Linked DNA regions of Mus musculus: all the other regions are linked to region 1. Evidence: chromatin loops called from intact Hi-C (ENCODE). Cell type or tissue: left cerebral cortex. All regions are shown on one strand.

Region 1 (8,000 bases):
TCTGGGCCTGTGCCCTGAGCAGACCTTGAGGTAAACTCCAAAGCCAGTCCCAAAACACCCAGAAGAAGCTCCATTCCCAGGTACTTTAACACATCCAGGATCATAGGATCAGAGCCAGTCCCACAACACCCAGAGGAAGCTCCACTTCCAAGGGCTCCAACATGCCTAGGATCCCTGGATCCCAGGAGCTTGGCCACACCAGGATCTCAGGGTCCCAGAGGCAGCTTGAAACCCAGGAGCTCTGACACATCCAAGATCTCAGGATCACAGGATTCCAGACTCACAGGATCACAGAGACATCTGGATTCTGAGGAGTTCTGATACAACTAGGAACACAGGAAGGACAGGCTCCAGTCAGATATACCAAGGGTAAGTAGCACTAGAGATAACCAAATGGCAGGAGGCAAGCACAAGATCATAAGCAAGAGAAACCAAGGTTATTTGGCATCATCAGAACCCAATCCTTCCACCATACCAAGTCCTGGATACAAGATCACACTGGAAAAGCAAGATTTGGATTTAAAGTAAAATCTCATGATGCCATAAAGAACATACATAACTCACTTAAAGAAATACAGGAGAACACAGATAAACAGCTAGAAGCCCTCAAAAAAGAAACACAAAAATCCCTTAAAGAATTATAGGAAAACACAATCAAACAGATGAAAGAAATTAACAAAACCATCCAAGATCTAAAAATGGAAATAGAAACAATAAAGAAATCACAAAGGGTGACAACCCTGGAGTTAGAAAACCTAGGTAAAAGATCACAGATGCAAGCATCACCAACAGAATTCAAGATATAGAAGAGAGAATCTCGGGTGCAGATGATACCATAAAAAACATTGACACAACAATCGAAGAAAATGAAAACTGCAAAAAGCTCCTAACCCAAAGCATCCAGGAAATCCAGGGCACAATGAGAAGATGAAAACTAAGGGTAATAGGTATAAAAGAGGGTGAAGATTCCCAACTAAAAGGGCAAATAAATATCTTCAACAAAATTATAGAAGAAAAGTTCCTTAATATCTTAAGAACTTGTCCTTAATATCTCTTAACGTCTATGGACTCAAAAAGACATAGACTAACACTGAATATGTGAATGGGACCCAGTATTTTGCTGTATACAGGAAACGCATCTCAGTGTCAAAGACAGACACTACCTCAGAGTAAAAGGTTGGAAAACAATTTTCGAAGCAAATGGTCCCAAGAAACAAGCTGGAGTAACCATTCTAATATTGAATAAAATCAGCTTTCAACCAAAAATTATCAAAAAAGATAAGGAAGAACACTTTATACTGGTCACATATGTTCCTGCACTGCCGAACTTTCTCTCCTGCATCACTGTTCCAACCTTACTGTCCCATGTCCTAGACTCTGGTTTCACTGCCTTTGCCCTCTAAGTGTTCTCAGGGAAAGCTCTATCACATTGCCAAGCTCAAGTGATTCACAGACTCAAGACTCAATGTACTTCCCATCTGCACTCAAACTGTCTGAGAGCTCAGATCCTACTGACTCCAGGTTCTCTGGACCCACAGCCTCAATAGATTTCTTTTGAAATACTATCTTTCAGAGTAGTCTACTTTCTCTTCCACTCCACAGAAGACTCTCAGTACTATGCTACTGGGGACTCTATCTCCAGTTGCATGGGTCTAGCACAAAGTAGATGCTCAGTGAACAATTACCCAAGAACGTATGTATAAATAAACAAATGGCTTAAAACATGAAATAGAAAAGGCATGTCTGTTCTGTGTCAAATGTGCTGACATTACTATATCACCGGGAGAGATCTGTTTCACTCCATTTGTGCTTTCAAAGCAAAAATAGAGTAGTCGGAATGGCTTGTAAAAACAAATCATACCTTTATTTCTCTCAGTTCTGAGGATGGTTACATATAAATCAAGTTACCTGGCAGATTCCATGCCAGTTGGAGACCACACTCTTCCTCCCAGAAGGCTATCTTTTACTGTTTATTGTGTGGCAAGGAGGATGCTGTGGATTCTTTCCTAAAGGTGCTAATTTCCTTTTCAAGGGCCCACCCAGAACACTCCTTGTCACCTTCTAAAGGCCCCAAGTCCACATGCCACAACAGTGGGGATCAGTTTCAAAGAATCTGGAGGATACAGCAACTTTCAGCAGAGGCAGACCTTCCCTCTCAGCAACACAATGACAAATTATTGCTTTATCTTTTAAGCCTCTTTTATTTTTTCTCCATTGGAATGCTTTCTTCTTTATTTTCTGAAAAGGTTTTCTACTAATAACATCTGGGAAAAGCCCGTCTTCATAATGTTGAATAATTATGCAATTTTTTCCAGTCGAGTATTATTTCTACTTAAATCAGAGAAAAGGTGCTAAATTGGATATGCAAATTGAGTTAGTATAAGGGGGCTGAAAGAAGTCATTGCAGGTTGCAAAGAATTTAGATGTTATGAAACATGCCTCAACTTTGTCTCCTTGTTGCTCCTGCATTGTTGCTCCCTGAGCAAGACTAGTCTAGTGAGATGTGGACAGTAAGACAGACACTGTCGTGGTCACAGATAGAATGGTAGAATGCCCTTTTGCTTCTAGTACTGAAAGTGCAAATCTTTCAGCAAGAGAAAATGAATTTATTTATTACTAAGTCTTTTGGCGTAGAATATTAACATTTATTTACTATAGTCTATTATAAACAAATTAATAGATATGCTAGCTGAAAATACATTATCCCTCTCCACCAGGACCACAGAATACCTCCTATCAATCTAAGACATAAACTCCATCACTGTTGCCATTTTTTCCCCAGTCCTTACCAGGCTTGCTTTTGCCTAAATTGTAAGTGTGGTAGTACTGTTGACATTTGCCCATTCTGAAATCCATGCAATTCTATGTCTTTAAATTTGTGAACACTTATTCTGACATATGTATATGGTTTCTGTCAAGTGCTAAGGGGTTAAATATTTAGCTGTTTACTTGTAAACATTTACCTATCAAAGAAAAATGGCAAGCTACACTAACGAGAATGTTTATAACTTTGGCACTTTGAATGCTGAAATAGCTCATGATTCTGCAGTAATACTTATCTCAGGCTTCAACTGCTTCAACCTAAAGATCTGAAGAAGTAATAGAAAAATCTAAGTCGCAGCAAAGTTCACAAAAGAGATAAGATCACAAAAGGACACAAAATTCAAATTAAGGGACAATACTAGACCAGAACCCAATATCTAATAAATGCTATGAATTACATCAAAGTAATTGTGCCACCTCAACAATAGAACTGTTTCCATTTCATGTCAGAGAAATCAGAAATCAGATATGTGGTAGCAACACAGTAGCACTAGAATTCATGTTTCCATCTTTCTGCTCTGTCCTCTTAGCCCAATGCATTCTCCTGGTCCATAGCATCTGCTGAGGCTCTGGACATCCATACTTGGGAAGAAGAAAGCAAAGCAAAAAGACTCTGTGGTTGATCAAATCTGTGGCAAAATATCAAGGGACACCAAATGCCACTTATGTGTCATTGGTCCAGGAGCTGCACAAGACTGCAAGGGAAGCTGGAGAATGTCATTTTCATGTCTAAAGAAAAATGCTCCCATTTAAATGAGAAATGAAGATAATGTATTTGGGGGTGGAAAAATAGCTGTCCTTGAGGTTCCTATGAGAACATAAGAGTCGTCTTTTCTACATTTTTCATCAACTTGTACATGAACACACTTTAAAAAGTATAAAGAAGGTTTATTTAGCCAGTGAAGATTTTTCACACCCACCCATCTCCATCTGCCAGTTTCCACCCACCACAAAACACTTTTATTCATTTTTATATCTCCTAGCTTCTTTAAGGCAAAAATGTGCAAAAGAAGATTATTCTTACCTCTTCCCCCTCCCCCAGGAGCTATTTCCACATCAGTACCCAGAGGCATCATTCTTCTGCGCTGCTACTTCCTGTGAATTTCCTTTTATAGCTGCATAGTACTCCATGGCTGTGGCCATCGGGGCTTATCTATCTAATTCGCGCCCCTGTCAAATTTTTCCCCACAGTCTCGTCTAACATATATGGATCAGAATACCAGTTATCTGTACTTTGAATGTTGTCTTTTAGCCACTAATTATATAAAAATAGCCTAAGTATTACATACAAAGGCAGAAATCCTGGGCTGGACTTGAACATCAAAAACCATGCACAGCAAATGTCTTAGCAATGCTGGAGATATACTGGATAGTCAGTAGAAAGTATTTTTCCATTAAGGTCAGCTGGTTCTATGTGGATATTAGACCATTTCCTGTAAACAAGCCCCATTTTCATAAGATCTTGCAACAAGCTCACAGTCTTTTACACATACCTTCACCATCTGACTCCCATTATATTGTTGAGCTGCCTTCTGCCCTGAACATATGCCCTTTCTCTTCTACAGTTTCTCTGAACATTCTCTCTGCCTCTTCTACATCTGAGTCATTTCTACCTATCCCTACCTGCTGAATCCTCATTCAGGTGCCTTTTGCTGTCATTCATGTGCCTTTTGCTCCGTGTAGCTGACAGAAGTGCACTACTCTACTATCTCCACAGGTAGATTAGGAGGGATGCACACCTAACCTCTGTCTCTGATCTAAGGAGACAGGCAATGCTGCATTTTTCCTCATGGAAGCCTTTATGTCAAAACACTTAGGAGCCCTGGATGACAGACAGCTCTTTTCGTAGCCCTCAATCTTCCCAGGAGGTGATGTTACTGGTCATGTGCCCTTAATGTTGTCTTTAGTCATTTCAACTCCCCCCATACAGCAGTGTACAGTTCCTTGTTTTGGTCTTATTAATTTTCTTTTAAGTTTGAAATTACATCAAAATAAAACATTACTCCCCAAAAGCCACAAATATATTCAGCTGGAAGCCCTGATGCATATACTCTTACCTCATTAATGTGTTTCATCCAAGGCCCTCCTACTATCTCCAGTCACATCTGTCAATTTGCTTTCCTTGCCAGAACACAACTACTACGACCTGGCTTAGTGTGCTAGGCACAGGGCACTGACAAATAACATTCTATCCAGCTTCCTCACTGGCCTGGGGCCACTCTCTTAGAAAAGGACATTAAATATTTGAAACCACCGAGTGACCTTCAGTGAACTGCACCTGTAATAAAAGCCAGTGCATTTAGAAAAATAGAGATCACCTCCAGGTCTTTAGTTACTTATTAAAGAGCTCCCAGTGCTGCTAAAGAGTTAATGCTCACCCTTAAATAGCCAGCTTTAAGCTGGTAAATAATCTGGGTGTTATGAATAAAACGCAATCAGAACCATTATGCACCTACAGGTTGCCTGTAGATGCCTCAGCCTCTAAACTCAGTAGCCAACCGACCTGAAGAACCAGGATTCAAAAAAAAAAAAAAAAACTGACTCCCCACCTCATTCTGCCATCATAAACACAAGATTACATGTGGGCATCAAGCTCACTAACCACAACGCATAACTTATCTCTGATGGCAAGGGGAAAGAATTTCAAGTTTCAAAACAGGAGTATTGGTATTTGGGAACAGTTAGGATTTTTCTCAAGTGTAGAACTGAACAGTTTCACATAATCAAGCAAAAATAACACTAATCTGTATACTTTTAACAGTGAGTGTAAAAAGAGATATCAAGAAAGTCCTTATCTGAGAATTTCATGAGGTTCATACACTGACCTGATTAATAATTAACAAGGCTTCCCGGAAAAGGCATGGGGATATGTACAACTAGTAAAAAAGGGGGGAGGGGTCTGCTGCTTCAAAAACACAGGGAAATGGAGTCACCTGCCATCTGATCTGAAGAACTCTGACTCTAGAAGTGTATACAGAATCTATAGGTCTTTGTTTCTGTGTCTTAATGTGTCTGTCGGTGAGAAAAGGGAACAAGCAGAGTGCTTGTTCACTACCAATTCGGGATACCCTAGCAACAAGCCAGCTGCTCTCAAGTCACAGCCTTGTGACCTAATAGAACATTAACAAATATTCTGTTAAAACTACCCTTCCTACTATTCTTCTCCTGGATACTTATGCAACTTGTTTTCTGAGCAAAGCATCCCCAAAGTGCTTGAGTTCCTCAGTGGCTCTGCATGTGACAAATAGCAAGGAAGAGGGAAGTTGTCGGCACTCAAGTTCTCCCAAGCTGAAAGAGATCTAGCTCTTAGATAAATCTTACTGGAAGTAATATAAGATGTGGGGGATGGAGAATCAATATATTGTCATAACCCTGCTTCTTAAGACTATATGGATGACAAATTATGGCAAACTTTACAATGTGATTGAAAAATCCATTCATCCACAAGGTCACTGGGCTTCCTATGAGAACATCAGACTGTGCCTGCCAGAACCTTTGTTGCAAAGTAGAAAGGGATTCATTTCCCTTGTGCAGCATCTCTGCTTCCAAAATGTCCGTTTTTTACATGTGCAAATGGAATATCTCCTAATAGGAATAAAATAAACATAGTACATATTTTAATAAAATGTATGAATTTCAGTACAGATTCACATAAACATGATGTTCACCCATACCTTTATAGTAAAATCATTACTAAAATACTAAACCAGCATGCCCCTCATTTCAAAGGACTTATTTCCCCTACAAGAGGAGATATAATTTACTCATTAAGCAAAAAATTAATAAAAAATTAATCAATCTGATCATTGTTGAATCTTAAACTACTTGGTTCAATAATCATTTCTTCTTTATGAAATTTTTTATCATGTTTCATTCCAATGTGCCTATAAGGCATAAGAAAACCACCACCATCATCAACCCAGCACACACTAGACAGTAGCCATATTTGTTTATAGTTTAGCTATTTACTTTAACTCTTTCTCTACCACTATACATACAGTAGGCACTGCTGGAGTCTGAAACTTGAATTATATATTCAAACTCTCATTCATAGTAGCTATGTGAAAGCCAGAAGTGGGAATACTGCCACCACCACACTCATTCTCTATTGCAGACACTGGTATTTATTTTAACAGGCATCAAAGCCAAGGACTATGGAGAAAAATCAATCATAAGAACTCTATGAAGTAAACGGTGTCTGGCCAGCCACTTCCATCACCAAAAGAGTGGACTGAGAACGTCTTGTGCCACTATAAAATATGTGATTAAAGAGAAAACTGTGAACCTAATTAGAATGGTCACTGATGAAATAGAAAGAGGGCAGAATTACAGATATACCCAAAGGATATGGTACCTGTTGAGGTATCCCGAGAGGAAGAAGACAATTCCAGAGGTTTAATATGGGGATGTCAAGGAAGATGACATGAGGAGCTAAGACGAAGATAAATTGTAGGATCAGGGCTGGGAGAAGAATGATATGCTCATGGTGAGGTACAGAGTCGGAAGCTCTATAAGGTTACAAAGCAAAGGGCTTCACAAGTAACAGGAAGATAAGGCTAGCATGGTAGATAAGAGATCAGAACTGCATACTAAAAGTGAGTGACTGCATATCACAGGGGTGGGTGAAGTCATGTGAGAACCAATACAAAGTGACAAGGTCCAGCATCCACTTTGCCATCCACTTCGCAAGGGAGCATTATTACAGGGCTATGCAGAGAACGAGTCTCACCAAAAGCTCAGGCTATTGAGGTCAGAATACCATCACATTCATGCTGAGGTCAAGACTTACAATGGTGCTCAGAGTCAGTGATAGATCCCAGCAGAAAAGTACATACTGGTCTCTGCCTAGGAGATAAGATACTCTGACAGCTGATTTCACTTAAAACAAAACAAAAGCTTCAGATTTCTCTAATCAACCTATCAGTTCTCCCTCAAAATTATATCTCAAATTGAGAGACCTCCCAGTCTCCTTCTGCCTATTTCATAATTATTTTCTTCATCACACAAGTATTTCCAATAATAAAATCTTTGCATATTTAATCCCATCAGAGCTTCCACTTCTCAGAGGCTTTGGACAATCAGAGGTACACAGAGAAACTGATGACATTCCCCACTGACTCTCAATCATCAGATCTTTTCAGCATTGTGATTGATAGCAAAATCACAGATAGGCAAAA
Region 2 (8,000 bases), 68 kb before region 1:
ATTAAAATGAGGGTAAGAGAGCAATATGTAAGTGGAGATGTCAATAGATAGCTACAAAGGAGACATAGAGAGGGTTGGTGGTATGAGTTTGGGAGTAGAAAGTATATACATCTCTATCCAATCCCTGAATGGCATGCCTTTCAGTGAGGCGAATGTTGAAAATAGAAGGGGGTCTGGTCCTAAAAGTAGCCTGTGCATGTTTATATGTGCATGTAAGGCACATGATAAAGCAGGTAACATCATTAAAAACAAACCCAAGATAGTATTTTAAGGTATAACAACTAGGTGCTTAGCTTGAAAATCTCTATGTGTTGGTCACTGTACTAGGCAGAAAAAACTGCTTAAGAGTCTAAGTGAACTTCCCTCTGAAAAATTAGATATACCTGAAAGAAAGGAAATACAGAATAGAGGCCCGAGGACAGAAATTGTGAGTGATGGCTGTCATAATGGGGTGCGTGAAGGTGCCAGAGTACTTGGGGTACCTCTGCTGACTCCTTTTGGCTCTATTCTAGAGCATCTATGGTGTCTACCATTTATTTTTTCCATTCATAAACTATCTACTATCTAGCAAGCATCTATCTATGTCCTAGTTAGGGCTTTAAATTGTTGTGAAGAGACATCATTATCATGGCAACTTTTATAAAGGAAAACATTTCATTAGGGCTGGCTTACAGTTTCAGAGGTTTAGTTCATTTCATCATGGAGGAGAACATGGCAGCATGCAGGCAGACATGATGCTGGAGAAAGAGCTGAGAGTTCTACATACGAGAGCTGGTACCAAGAGACTGTGTCCACACTGGGAATAACTTGAGCATATGAAACCTTAAATCTTACCCATACTCCCTCCAACACCTATGCCAACAAAGCCACAACTCCTAATAGTGCCTCTCTATGGGACAAACATGCAAACACATCAGGCTATGGGGGCCATTTTTATCAAACCACCACAATCTACTGACTCTATATTCCTGATAAATAGTACTATAAGTAGAATTGCCCATGTGAAACATGCCCACGCATGTATTTTAACATGCTCGATTCCATTGAAGGTCCTCTGTCCTATAACATCATAAGGGCTTGGATCAAAGAAATGCTCAATGCATACATCTAAAAATTAAAAATAAATAATCTTTACATGCAACTCTTTTTTATAATCTGAGGAAACACACACACACACATAAAAAAGTGCAAAATAAGGTTTGATTTCCCCAAGGAATTTTTATGTCACACTGTCTCATTCTATGTTGAAAGTAGAGAAAACAAAATCCTGGGCTCTAGACTCCCAAATGGAACAGTATGTTCATGCCTTCAATAAGTCTTCCTTAGTACATTGAGATTAAATGCATTCCCTTAAAAACAAATATCAGAAATATGACCAAGGTGATATTTTCTTAAAAGAAGAAATAGCTTGAGTAATAAGAATGCAAAATATGTCGTTTCTTGCTCTTCACTCCTGTACTCACAGTGAGCCTTGAAAGGATGTTTGCCTAAACTCTGCATCTGATTCAAGTTCTTGCTTCATCTTATCAGAACAGGCGTTTTGTGGGACCATGATGCAACATGCAAGACCAGCATCAGGACATCCTACAAAGTCAACAGGAACTCTAAACAGCAAAATAAATGCAAGTCAGACATGTCAGCATTCAGGTTAGGACCAACGAGGCACAGAACCTACTGCAAGATGCACAGAATTTGCCATTTTATGATAACCTGTCCCTCTGAAACCTTCTGGTAAAATTCCTGGTTTTAATTCCTGAGAGAATGTCTACTCTTCATCTTTAAAATCCCTCATAGCTGCTGGGCGTGAGCGATTCCAACATCCACAGAGTCCCAAGAAAGCTTTCTTTTCCCAATCAGTGCTCTCACTCTCAGCCATCCTTCAGTGGATATGATTATTATTACTTGGCATTCAATTGCCTTCCCCCATTTTCTCAAGTTCTCTTTCAAGAATTTTGTCAATAAACAATTAAGAGACCATGGCTTTCAGTGGCTTTCCCCCATACTATTTTTGTATTTTTAACGTCAATGTACAGCTATTCTCTGGCAATTGAACTATGAATTACTATGAATATGGCAAAGCACACTTTAGAATATATGTTCATCAGTACACTCATACACTGGAGACTTTTACCTTCATTTCTACATATCTGTACATAGATACACAGCAACTCATATATGCATATAAATCTATGTTTGTATATCTTGCATAATGTTACATACATGTATACATGCATCTGTAAATAATTGCACAGAGATATACAGAGAGACATAGGTCTATACACTTAATCTTATCCAAGTTCTTTCCAAGTAATGAAAAAGAACTTGCAATAATAAAGCATAGACTGCTGAGTAGAAATTATTTTGTACTGGAAATTACTTTTTTAAATCTCCCTCATCTTGCACATCAGCAGAAACAAAAACATATGATCACCTCATCATGTGTAAAATTGTAAACAAAACAACAGCATGGGCAAAGGCTAGTGCATTTTCCAAAGCTTCCTCTAAAGGTGCTCAGTATCGGAAACTCCTCCAGCATACGATCTCAGTCCTTACTGTGCGGGTGGTAGAAGGAAAGAGAGACAGAGACACAGACAGACAGATACACACAGAGAAAGACAAAGCCAGAGACAGGTTGACACAGACAGAGACAGGCAGACTCAGACAGAGACAGATGGAAAGCAGGAGAGACCCACATATACATGGCTAGACACAATCTCAGCCCACTTGATTAAACACCCAGCAGAAGTTAGGCAAGAAAAGCAGCCCTTGTCTGAGACTGAGGCAGCTGTCCACAGCTCTCTTTCTTTGCCCCACCCTATCTTGTAAACCACCATTTCCCCCATCCTGAAGACAACCATCTACACCTCAACATGTCAAGCAGCATCAGATATCCAGATATCAGTCAGATAATAACACTTTACTGTGAAAAGTTCTCTGCTGTCGCAGCTACTAATACTGTTTTTTTTTGTTGGTTTATTTTTTACAGGCTTAACAAATATTTAATATTTATTGGGTGTCTACTATGTACTAAGTTCTTGGATAGACATATGATAACAGGCAAAGATTTTAGGTGCTCCCCCAGGAGTTTTACATATAGATAGTAATTTAATGTCGTGAGAAAAGCATTATAAACTTCATTTTTCTGGAAAAACAAATGGTGCAGAGTGTAGTTAAAGGATTTCAGCAAAGTCACAGAATCAGGCCTTATAATGCCACAGAAGAGTGCTTCAGACTGGGCAAGGCTTTACAATAACATGAGCATCTGGCATTCAGAGCATCCTTAGGACATATTGGCATCTTTGTATTGCCATCTTTCTACTGTGTTCATTTTATAGATATGAATCCAAGGCCAGATACTTTATGTGACTGACTACCATTCAATACTCAAATAGAGACTCAGAATCAAACACAGACTCTGCCTCCTTTCTTAACCATTAGGATATACTTTCATGAAATGTTCCTTGCACACACCCTCAAGGCAATAAATAAACATCTTATCAGGCATTAAGATTAAGAAGTCTTATGTGAAATGCTGAGGATTGACAAAGCAAGCAAGTCAAACCTCTTCAATTCATTCACAGCTCCTCACGGAGCCCTAAGGATTCCTGCTTATCCTGCAAGCCAGCTGATTAGAAAGTTCCTTTCTTCAGTCAATCTGTTCTAGAACATTTGTATCCTTTGACTCACCATAGAAGATTATACACATGAAAACACAGAGCAGAGCTTAGGAGGTGTCTGAACACATCGCCAATGCTATTTTTGCCCAGTAGCATTTCCTCCCTTTTGGAGTCACTTAATCTTCTGAGCATGCAAATCAACCCTTTACTGTGTATTTTAAGACATCCCCAAAGCCCTTGGAATAGATACACAAAGGGACGAAGGAGAACACAAAAAGTAAAAATTATCTCATTTTTATATTTCCTCCAGCTGAATATTATTTTCATAATCATCACTGTGTTAACTTGTTTCCATATCTGTAAAATGGAGGTAAAAACAAGACCCATTCATAGCAAAATTATGACAGCTAGAAAAGACTGGTTTACTAGATGCTTAAAACACTGTAGGACACATGTGAACACCATGATATGTAATCTAAAGGAAAAGCCATAGTGAGATGCAGGGAGAAGAAGCACAGAGGTTCACAGGGATAGTGACAGAGGGACAAGGATACAATTCAGATCTTGAGTTTTCCTCCAAGGACCCATGAGTCATCAGGGGACAAAGTGTCAAGAGCAAGAGCAGGAGGTGAACGTTATTGGGTGAGACCTGAAGGAGGAAGCTGGGTCACTGCGGACCTGCCACCTTGGAGAAGATACCCAGCTGCCTTCTGCCTTCATAGGCAGCAACAGCAATCTCACACAAACATGCTGAAAATACCAGAGTAAGCAGGAGACAGATCCTGAAACTGCCCTGATCTGGCAAGTCTACCAATGCTTGTGACTTCTAAGGAAAATGTTAAGGCAACAGACTAATAAGTAGCCAAGTCTGCATGAGAACATGAAATGAGGACCCCAGGAGACCCCCAGCCTTTCTTGAACCTTGACCCTAGGCTTGGTGACCACAGTGGTGTCCTTCTGCTTTTCTCCCCATGAGCAGGACAAGGTAAGCAATAGCAGCTGGGCCAGGAAGCTCACAGAAATGCTTGAGGGGCTCCATTCAAGAAGGTAGGCACTAGGACCCTGTAGGCACTGGTCTGGATGGAGCCAACTCAGTGTTGGCCCAGAACACACTCTTTTATTCCTCCTTCAGTCCTAACAAGGAGAAACACAAATGTGGCACTCTGCAGATTAAATTTTAAGCCCATTAAAAATTACTGCCCAAAATAAGCTTCTATTCAATTTTCAGTTTGGCTGGGCATTCGTTTATTCCCATACCCCGCCTCCCCACTAAAATGCTACTGACTGGTAATTGTGAAGGATTCAGAATAACTGAATGAAGGAAAGCCTTGAACACTTTCTAGTCTGCCTAACCTTGCCAGCAGCTATAATTTATAATTATAATGCATACAACTCATATCTATGATACATACCAGTATTTCAAACCCTCATAAATGGGGTTAAAGTGCACAGCTGCCTTAGTTTCTCCAAGTCAATGTAAAGGTCTTCTAGATTTTGCAGTTCCACAGATGGTGGTAACAAGCAGGAGGCTAGGGAAGCATGGGGAGGTAGGGCAGATTACTGATGCACAAAAAGGTCAAAGCAGCACAGCTTACCTTCAGACAGTGTAAAGGACACTGAGCTGTGCTGTCTATGGACCTTGCTCAATTACCATTTCTGCACGGACTCACCTCCTCAGTGCCAAACGTAAGCACTCATAGCTTTGTCTGCCCGATACATCAGGCTCAAGACTGGGTGTCAGTGTCAGACCCCCCAAGCCATTGAACCATGACTGATGGAACTGGAGGATAAGCCCCACAGTTGACTCCTTCCTTGGCTTGAAGCAGAAAACACAGACTATCTCCTAGAAAATTCCCAAGACCTCCTGGCTCGCCAGGGCAGGAACAACTGCCTTGAAACACACACAGTTTGTGATTTCTGTTCCCTCTCTCACTCCTCCAAGGCACAAAAGGGTTTCCTGGCACTGTCTCCCCAAAAGTAACTGCACTCAAGTCTTGCCTCAAAGTCTCCTCCTTAGCGAACTGAAATAAATGTCATTCGTGGTCTTCTGATGCATTCTGCAGCCTATTTCCCTCTGTTCTGTCTGGGTTTCAAAAACAAAATCGATTTCTATTTACCTACCAAGTTTTAGATGTTCAGAAACTGGGAAGCAGCTGTGTGCTTGAAGCTTTTAGGAAGCCTGCTGTACCATTTTAGGGGACACAGCAAAAAATTAATTAGACCCAAGGAAGCCAAGAAATCAATTAGAATGAATCAAGCCATAAATCTCCAGTTGCCTGCTGTTTTTACGTTACATGTTGGAATACGGAAAAAGACAAAAGGAATGATCTTTGAGAAATTATACCTGCTGCCATTCATCTCTCAGAGGCTCTGACACTCACTGATTAGTTCCTTCTGAGCCACTCAGAAACACTGACAAGCTGCAGCCAAATGGTTTGGAGTCCCAGGAAGTTGGAAGGGAAACTGGGAGAGGAGCAGACCAAGCTCTCTGAGTCATACTTAGTCATGGCTGTCCGTGAGTGTCTTGGCCAGTGGCTTGGCCTCACTCACCTTGGGATTCACCACAGGGACATTTGTCTTTCCTTTGTTGGCTGCGCCAATTTATTTCCAGTTTCACCTTTCTGTGGAGACCTTCCACTAGAGCATTTCAGAATAGCCCAGAGGAGCCAGGCTTGGCAGACCCACACCCCAGTTGGTTCCTACTTCTATAATTTAAACCAGGTGGCTTGGCTATCCTCTGCCTCATGTTCCTCATCTGCAAAATGTAAAGAATACATGCAGTAGCCAGAGGAGAAGCACATCACCTTTCCAGGGTATCTGAGTAGAAATGCTACCATCAAACTTTCTGAAACAAGACTACATTTCATCAAGGTTTGGGGGAAGTTGGTACACACTTCAGCCTCAGAAGCTCTGTCAAGGCACATGCCAAGTGTTTGAGCAGAGCTGAACAGTCTTAGCATCCCCCATCAAATTGTGCTATTATTATCTCAACTAATGTACTAGTGCTGAGGCCCATCTTCAACAATCAGCTAAGTACCTCCATTATGAACCACACATTCTTTCGTGTCACTGACTCTGTCAAACTTTCTCCATTCATATAACTATTTGACCTCCAGCCTATGATTTGCTAGTTCTTCGCTAGCATATTTTGCCTTTCTCAGACTCTTTCCTGAGAACATGTCTTCAGTGGCTCCCTTACATGCTGATTCCAGTCCGTCACTCTGCTTCTAGAGAAAACCAACATAAGATATAACAGCTCTTTTTTCCCCCTTCTTCTTCTGAATTTTTTTTTCTACCAGTATCCGAGGGAAAGTCTTAGATTGTAAGATGAACAGTCATTTCTTATTTACTTGAAGCCTTCGCCAAGAAGAGGAAGCTGGCTCTAGGGTGTAACTCGCTGGTAGGGTGTGGACTTGGGAAGGAAAGAATAGAACAGACAGCATTGAAACACAGGCTTCAGGATTTGCCAAGAACTCCAAATATATTGGTTAGGTGTAGCATGGAGTTGCTACTACCCCACTTCAAGTTCAGGGTGGACCTCATTAACAGCCCTGCCCAGGTTCCCTCAGATGTGCATGTAAAAGACACAAACACATTAGCTTATTTTTCAACCCGCCTTATTGGCACAATTGTTAGGCTCTTGTAAATCTTCACTCCCAGTTCAGCACCCTAAATCTGTCCTCAACTTGAGTTGCTCATTACCTTCTCCTTGTTCAGCAACCCAACACTGCTCTCCGCTCAGTTGTGTTTCTAATCTCCAGCCTGGGGAAGAAAGCAGCCTATGGGTCACTCCGCACGAGATCTCACATCTAATTTAAGAGAACCAATCGGCTGCTTAGTCTTTGTCCACTACCACTGGGAGATGAAGACTAGACAGCTACATTTCCAACAGAAAAAATCCTGCTGTTCAGAGAACATATATGTAATGGTACTGCCCGTGACAAGCACCATGGTGGCTAACTCTAGAATGCATCTTCATCTTCCTCCCTGTCAAGGCATGTAGAATCTTTCTGAAGGATGATATCAGGGAAATTATTCAAGCCCTCAGTGCTTACATTTCACTGGTTATAAACACGGTTTCTTCTGCCCACTGGACCTTAAAGGTACTACAGCAGCAAAGGCTGCTGTCACATGTAAATGCCATAAACCCCTTGAGTAATTACTAGTCTGTGGAGGTAACATGGAGGTGATGAACAAGCCAAGAGGGTCCCTGCTGCTTCTTTGTACACCCTTCAGGCAGACACTATGATTCTGTTGGCTTAATTATTACACCTTGTATAGATGAATGTGGGGAACATGCTTGCCTTGTCATCAGCCTCCCAGGGGACTGGTACTGAGTAATTGCTTTCCATCGCAGCAGGAGCCATTGACTGCCAGCCACAG
Region 3 (8,000 bases), 160 kb before region 1:
AAGATTAACTGCAAAAATAGCCTCAACTCCCACTTTTCATATTATCCAGTCATTTCATCACTGTGATTTGGTGAGTCTTTGTACTACCGGGTAATCTATTTTGCCCCTCCAATCTAAGGCAAACTAGAAACGTGCCTTGGCATTGAGAATGCTGCATAATTGATGGAGTACCTTTTTGGATGGAGGCACCTTAAGAGACCTTAGTGTTTTATCTTCTTTCCCCGCAAGAACATGATTGGGCTGGGTCAATTATAAAGGAATGTGGATCACTTACAGAGCAGTAGAGGCAATTCTTGACCTGCCTTGAGCTAGCTGACCCCAAAACAGATCCCAAGAGATCCCAGCCCAAAATCAGAGGAGCAACTTCTTCAACTCACAGCTCAGTAGACACACAGGAGCTGGGCCTGATGTAGAAGTACTCATAGCTCATCAGTACTGCAAATATTTGTGACTTCACGTCCCCAAGTCTCAGGATAGCTGTTGCAGCTTGTGAAGAACTCTAAGTTCTACCCTCTAGCATGAGCACTAAACACTGACAACTCATGATTTGAACATTCCTTGTCTACTAAGAGAATATTTCCACATTTCAGAGAATAAATACAGAGCTGCCAGGGATCAGAATTTGAGGAAAATATACAGCTTTCCAAAAATATGTAATTGAACCACAAAAATCTTCAAGAAACAGGTTTTGGTATATTATTTGTAACTCAAAGCAGTCATAATTACTAATAAATGTCATTTTAAGTGCCTGAATCATGTTTCAAAAATATACAATCTGTACTCAATCTAGGTTGTAAAGGATGAAGATATAATTTAGATAACTCTGTCCATAATATTTCTGAAAATGGAATGTTTAAAGGATTTTAATATTTTCATAGAAACTTCAAACCATACAGCACTGTACTAGACCACAGACCCTTTTGATATAATGCACCCTTTAATTCTATGCTGCACTAGAAAACTGCTATCTCCCCCACTGTATTAGCTACTCGAGGAGCATGTTTGTTTGTGTTTTTCAAGGTAAATGAGAGAAAAGTAAAATAACCTTGGAAACTATTTCTTTCAGCCTTTACCTTACTGCTTTTTAATCTCATATTTTCATGTCAGCAACTAGATATGGAAGGAAACATTGGGGAAAATGTCAGAATGGATGTATTAGTGATTGCACATAATAGAAAACTGAGCATCTCTGACTTTTGATATAGATATGCAAATATGTGGTCCAAACTCTAAAATAAAAAAACTCACACCACAGGGATTCATTCCAAAAATTCACAATACCACCCATTGCTTTCAGTGCGAGTTAGCTGTCAATATTCTTGATAATATAACCTGCCTACAAAGAAAGAAAACAAAATCTCTGTCACATATTTTACTGGTAAATAAGAAAAATATTTTAGATATGTAAACAGCTACACATGAGCCCTAAAAAGACTTTTGAAAAGCTACTTTAACTAACATAGGCAATGTTTATGGCACAAAGGAAATTATGCATAAGTCATCCTTCTCAATGAAAAAGCAAGAACGGTCTTGGTGTCTAGTAGGCCGGGCATTCAAATTTTACATAAGACATGAATAGATTCCACTAAACCCCCTTCCTGGCTGGGTTAACATCCGAGGGTACTGGATGTTGACAGGCAAAGCCATTCTAGGTGTTGAATAAAATTAATCTTCTCTTTGATTCTCGATCACCTGTGTGTCTCACCAGACATCACTTATGTTCATATACAGGTTGGTTTCTGGACAACAATCACTACATTGAAATGCCACATGGTGATGCCATGACCATCTTCTTTTTTTTTTTTTTTTTTTTTTTTTTTTTTTTTGGTTTTTGGTTTTTCGAGACAGGGTTTCTCTGTATAGCCCTGGCTGTCCTGGAACTCACTTTGTAGACCAGGCTGGCCTCAAATTCAGAAATCTGCCTGTCTCTACCTCCCGAGAGCGCTAGGATTAAAGGCGTGCACCACCACTCCCGGCCATGACCATCTTCTAATTTAGCCAATCCAATGCACAGCTCACTGGGCAAACTTATTATCTTATAAAACAAATTTTAACATCTTCTAAATCACTTCTATGTTTCATTGCTGGAATTCACTATACTTACATCATATTACATTGTTTCTTATATTTCCTCCTGCTCTTTTGTTTCATGTGTAAGGACCACTAACAGCAGCACTTCCTCTTATTTATTCTTTAATATTATATGACACTAACTGCAAGATCTTTTTATGGAAGATGTTCACTATGCTTTTAACTGAATTAGATCCAATCACAAATTTGACTTCTCATAACATATAATTACATGCAATATTGATTAATTCTTAAGAAAATACACATGGATAAGAATTTTACCAAGTTGTCAAAGTATGTAAAATTAAGTTCCAAAACAAAGAAAATACCAAGCCTGGTTGTGGTCGCCCATGCTTGTAATATCAGAACCCGAGAGACTGAGAGAGGAGGATACATTTGAGGTCAGTGTGGGCTACATAGTGAATTATAGATCAGCCTGGGCTACATAGTGAATACAACAGGCTACATTGACAATCCTGGGCTAAAGGGTAAGGCTCTGATTCAAGGCAAACAAACAAATAAAAATCACAAAGCTATAAAATACAGATGCCATATTTAGCAATAAGGAGGAACCACCATCAGAGACACTTGGATTGCATTCCTATTAGAAAGACAGTCTAAAATATTATGAAGATTCAATAAATAAGGTGCATAGTGACATATGTGTGTATATATTACACACACACACACACATTTCATTAAAGGATGTTCAAACTATGGATAGAAGTTTTATTTAGAATACTATACATGTGGGATAGTATTTGGGATATAATCTATGTATATGATGAATACTTTAAGACATTTTAAAAGCTATAAAGACAGCATGAAGGAAAATAAAGTCATGCTGTCCATCTGGACAGAAATAATCATTATGCTAATGACAAAAATGGTTATCATTGTGTGCTAAATTTTAAATACCAATAAAATTCCAAGAGTATTAAGAACAATAATGGTTCTGAAATTCATACAGAAATCTGGAAAAGAATAAATAGAAGATTCTGTTAGTGAAGCCTGTAATGTTGGCGCTGAGGCAACAAGACTTCAAGTTTGAAGCTCTACTGGGCTACATAGTGAGTTCAAGGCCAGCCTGTGCAATTTAACTAGATACCCTCTGGAAAGCAAAAGGGCTAGAGATACTATGTGGCAAAGAACACTCCCCAAAGATTTAAGGTTTGGTCTAATCCTCAATGCCACCAAAATGACAAATATTAAATGCCTAAAGAACACTTCTGCTCAAGGGAGCTAACATATTTAAATATGTATTTTAGTATTTGTGTCTCCAGTATAATAAATAATAGAAGGGTGATAAACCTGGTGACCACTGTCACAAAGACGGCAGCACAAACGACAGGCAGAAAGCTGATCCTTCAGGCACTCACATAAGTGGAGTCTCACTCAGGCTGCAACTTTCCCCAGTGATTAGGTAAAAATGACAGTTCTTATCCTCCTTAGATCAGAGTCCAATCAAGAAATGGGGCATTTTGACCCGCATAATGCGGCCAAGATACATCTATGAAACGCCACGAGCAGTTCAGAACATAAGAAAACTTCTGGGATTATGCAAGATTCCCATCTCCTAGAATTGACAGACGTAAAAAGCACAGGGCAGATGCAATCCGCTCCCACATGCTTTATGGCTATTTAAAGGGCCTGCCAACATGAATAATGCACACAGGTTATTTTTACACAAAATGCACTCCAAATTATACAATGAATAGCTCCGCGATGGCACAGATTTTCCAGAAGTTGAATTTATAAGACAAACTTTTCTTTTTGTTTTTATTTTCTGGTCTTTGTGGTTAAATCTATAAGACTATGTTACTTGCTGAAGTAGGAATGAACTTGTTTTACATTTCCAAAGCAGTTGAAAACAGTAAAACTAGTAAAATTAATTTTTGTAAATGAATAAAACTGCATTTGTAGCTTTAAAACACACATTATATATAATAAATATTACATTATATAATATGTATAATATATGCTATATAACACATATACATATAATATGTAACCTTTAAGGGATATATATATATCCCTTAAAGAAAATGTATTGTATAGGCCCAGATATTAAGTGAGGAAAATAGTATTGAAAGTAAAACTTAGTAAAAAGGTACTAATATTCTTGGCATTCTTTAATAGTAATCCTCTTTCACACTGAGGAATATGAATATACCTTAAGTTTTTCTAGCAAACATTCAAAGACAGACAGAGCAATGAAATAGCAGAGAATCAGACCCAGGCACAGCCAAAACTGGGCATAAGACAGCAGTAGCTCCTAACTCACAGGGAAAAGGTGAAGTTTTAGACTCGTCCAAAAGACAGACTTCTCAGTAGCTCGCACTGGGATAAAAGAATAGTAAACTTAAAAGGATCCAATTATATTTTAAAATACAGAATTCAAAGCAGTGCTGGGAGCTGACAGCGCTCAGTGGGGTAGAGGCCCTGGCCTTATAAACCTGAAACATGAGTTCGATCCCATGTAAATGAAGAAGAAAGGAAAAAACTAATTAGACAAGTTTGTACTCTGACCCACCCTATCCCATCACACACACACACACACACACACACACACACACACACACACACACACACTTTTAAAATTGTCAATAGAATTGGAACAAAGAAATAGAAATTCTAAAAATAATATGTAAGATTCAGACCTCATAACATACAACAGGGAAAAAACCTGATTGAGGATGTAAATGTAAGAGAAAAAGAAATATGCAGCAGGGTGAGGTGGGGCAGAGGGGACCTATAGAAAGTCCCAGACACCATGAAAGTGAGAAACTCCCAGGACATAATGGGGATGACCTTAGCCAAACCTAAAAATGCCACCTCCAGTAGAAACTCATGGCCCCCATTTGAGGCATGTGACCACCTGTCCATCTTCAAAATTTTTGGCCCAGGATTGTTCCTGTCTAAAGTAAATGCAGGGACAAAAATGGAATGAAGACTGAAAGAAAGGCCATTCAGAGACCAGATTTACTTAGAATCCATCCCACGAGCAGGTCCTAGACCCTGACACTATTATTGATGCCATGTTGTGCTTTCAGACAGGAGCCTAGCATGACTGTTCTCTGATAGGCTCTACCAGCAGCTGACTGAGACGGATGCAGATACTTACAGGTCAACCACTGGACTGAAGTTAGGAACCCCTATGGAAGAGTTAGGGAAAGGACTGGAGGAGCTTAAGGGGATTGTAACCCCATAGGAAGAACTACAGTATCAACTAACAGTATCAACTATCAAATGGATCCTCTGAGCTCCTAGAGACTAAGCCATCAACCAAAGTTCAGACATGGGCTGGTCTGTGGCCCCTGCTACATATGTAGCAGAGGACTGGCTTGTCTGGCCTCAGTGTGAAAGGGTGTACTTAATTCCATAGGACCTTGATGCCCCAGGAAAGGGGGGTATCAACATGCTGGCATGGTGAGGTGGGAGTGGGTGGGTGGGAGAGGAAGCACCCTCTTATAAGCAAAGGGAAGGGGGATGGGGTGGCGAAATTGAGGAGGAACCAGGAAGGGAAGCAACATTTGGAATGTAAATAAATAAAATAATTAATCTAAAATGGAAGTGTAGAGCCAGGCGTGGTGGCACACGCCTTTAATCCTAGCACTCGGGAGGCAGAGGCACGCAGATTTCTGAGTCCGAGGCCAGCCTGGTCTACAAAGTGAGTTCCAGGACAGCCAGGGCTAAACAGAGAAACCCTGTCTCGAAAAACCAAAAAAAAAAAATAATAATAATAATAATAATAATAATAATAATAAAATAAAATAAAATAAAATGGAAGAGTAAATGACTGAAAGCTAAGATTTGTTATTCCAAAACTCGTAAGGTAAGGAAGAGTACTTTAAAATAGTGTCAGCCCAACCTGGGCTGGAGTGTGAGTCTGTTGCAAAACATAAAACCAAAGCAAAATGGAACAACAACAACAACAAAACTATAACATAACTACGGAAAAGTTAAAAAGTACAAAATAGGGCTGGTGAGATCGCTCAGTGGGTAAGAGCACCTGACTGCTCTTCTGAAGTTTCAGAGTTCAAATCCCAGCAACCACATGGTGGCTCACAACCATCTGTAACAAGATCTGACTCCCTCTTGTGGTGTGTCTGAAGACAGCTACAGTGTACTTACATACAATAATAAATAAATCTTTTTTTAAAAAAAGTACAAAATAACTATTCTTCCTTCATATGCAACAGAAAATAGGATAAATTCAAATGAAACCAAGTGCTGCATAGGAGAAAATGCATCAAACACATCCCATAAACAACCACCAACCCAGACACTACTGCATATGCCAGAAAGACTTTGCTGACAGGAACCTGATATAGCTCTCTCTTGTGAGGCTATGCCAGTGCCTAGCAAATACAGAAGTGGATGCTCATAAGTCATCATCTATTGCATGGAACACAGAGCCTCCAATGGAGGAGCTAGAGAAAGTACCCAAGGAGCTGAAGGGGTCTGCAACCCTATAGGTGGAACAACAATATGAACTAACCAGTACCCCCAGAGTTCGCATCTCTAGCTGCATATGTAGCAGAGGATGGCCTAGTCGGTCATCATTGGGAAGAGAGGCCCCTTGGTCTTGCAAACTTTATATGCCCCAGTACAGGAGAATGCCAGGGCCAAGAAGTAGGAGTGGGTGGGTAGGGGAGCAGGGCAGGTGAGGGTATAGGGGACTTTCAGGATAGCATCTGAAATGCAAATGAAGAAAATATCTAATAAAAAATTGAAAAAAAAAACAAAAACAAAAACAAAAACAAAACAAAACCCCCAGAGGGAAAATGCTGTGCATCTGTAATAGAAACTGAGATGGAGCAGAATTCCTCAGCCTGCCTGAAGAGGGCAGCACTTGCTCCAGAACCATCCATAGCACAAGGCAATTAACTGAGGCAGGGTGGGAGTGCTGGGTGCTAATCTTGATAGCTTGACCTTCCTGAAGGGCCTAAGTAGACTTCCAGGAAGGTCTGACTGGAGCTTGAACAATCTGGAGGCAGCTCCTATGGCGGTCTTCTTCAAAACAACTTCAGTGCCCCAGAAAACTGCATGTGTTCTACCGAGAAAGGACTAGAACTCTAGAGAACTGTGTTTAGTCTTGTCCTTCCTTCTCTTTATTTTTAGTCCAAGACTGCTGTCCTTTGTCAAACTTGTCTTCAGAGTGTCACCTTAACTCCTGACCTCAATGCCTCCTCACGTGCACAACATTGAGGCTCAGTTTCCAAAGGGTCTTCAACATTGATTAGGCCCTGGCTGAAAAGCAAGTAATCTGTAGAGGTTGCCAAACTCCAAAATTCAGACTTATGTTTCTTGTCTTTATAATAGTTTATATATGTGTGGTTGTATATAAAATTTCATATATTTTTTAAAGTCCTTATTGTATTTGAGAATCATGATAGTACACTAGGTAGCTCCAACAGCATTGACTAGTCCATTGTTGAGAATGAATATATATATATACATATATATATTCACATATGTATGTGTGAGTGTGTGTGTGTGTGTGTGTGTGTTTGCTATAGAACCCAGAGTGTCTTTGAACTCTCATGCTTCTCAATAACTGGGATCTTATAAGCCCAAACCACATGGCCCACCCCTTTCTAGTTGTCTTGAATGTGTTATGAAAGTGCATTATTTTCTATGTAGCCTGTTTCCCACTTGAGATATGACAGTACAAGCACATTTTATGGTCATATTCCTGGATCTGTAAGGTCTTATAATACCAACAGAAGAGCCCACCATTGAAAACCTGCACCCAATGCTCAGTATAACCGGAAAAGCAGCCTCTCCTTTGCACACACACGACAACATTTCAGGACTCTGTGACCATTCAGTAACAGGGGTCCCTTTACGACATGTTTCCCTACCCACTTTGCAGGGTAAAGCACATTTGGTCTCAGGCATAGCAGTCAGTGGTCCTCCATTACTGC

The links. Hi-C counts contacts between places; a loop is a spot of excess contacts. Peaks named below come from ENCODE experiments on the same cell type or tissue, not always from the same donor. Only the 100,000 strongest peaks of a DNase experiment are listed, where the experiment ranks them.
Region 2: a loop joins it to region 1, with 5 times the contacts of the local background. A loop is called at or near these places in 2 of 42 quality-filtered maps.
Region 3: a loop joins it to region 1, with 2.0 times the contacts of the local background. A loop is called at or near these places in 3 of 42 quality-filtered maps.

The regions. Positions count from the first base shown.
Region 1 is chr2:134,842,533-134,850,532 of GRCm38, reverse strand. All of the region lies in intron 2 of Plcb1 (phospholipase C, beta 1), which reads right to left. Among named protein-coding and RNA genes, the nearest start is that of Plcb1, 60 kb to the right of the region's middle. In left cerebral cortex, no CTCF peak of the experiment used is centred here; a DNase peak (open chromatin) is centred at 3,786; H3K27ac peaks cover 1,566 bases.
Region 2 is chr2:134,910,975-134,918,974 of GRCm38, reverse strand. All of the region lies in intron 2 of Plcb1 (phospholipase C, beta 1), which reads right to left. It overlaps Gm39941 (a long non-coding RNA gene), which reads right to left and starts at 1,456. Exons shown (of 2, transcript XR_866761.2): 1 at 1-1,456. In left cerebral cortex, a CTCF peak has its summit at 7,729; DNase peaks (open chromatin) are centred at 4,730, 6,116, 7,000, 7,974 and 3 more places; H3K27ac peaks cover 4,219 bases.
Region 3 is chr2:135,006,259-135,014,258 of GRCm38, reverse strand. The region is part of intron 3 of Plcb1 (phospholipase C, beta 1); the gene reads right to left. Among named protein-coding and RNA genes, the nearest start is that of Gm39941, 93 kb to the right of the region's middle. In left cerebral cortex, CTCF peaks have their summits at 6,158 (motif pointing left) and 6,906 (motif pointing right); a DNase peak (open chromatin) is centred at 3,692; H3K27ac peaks cover 1,330 bases.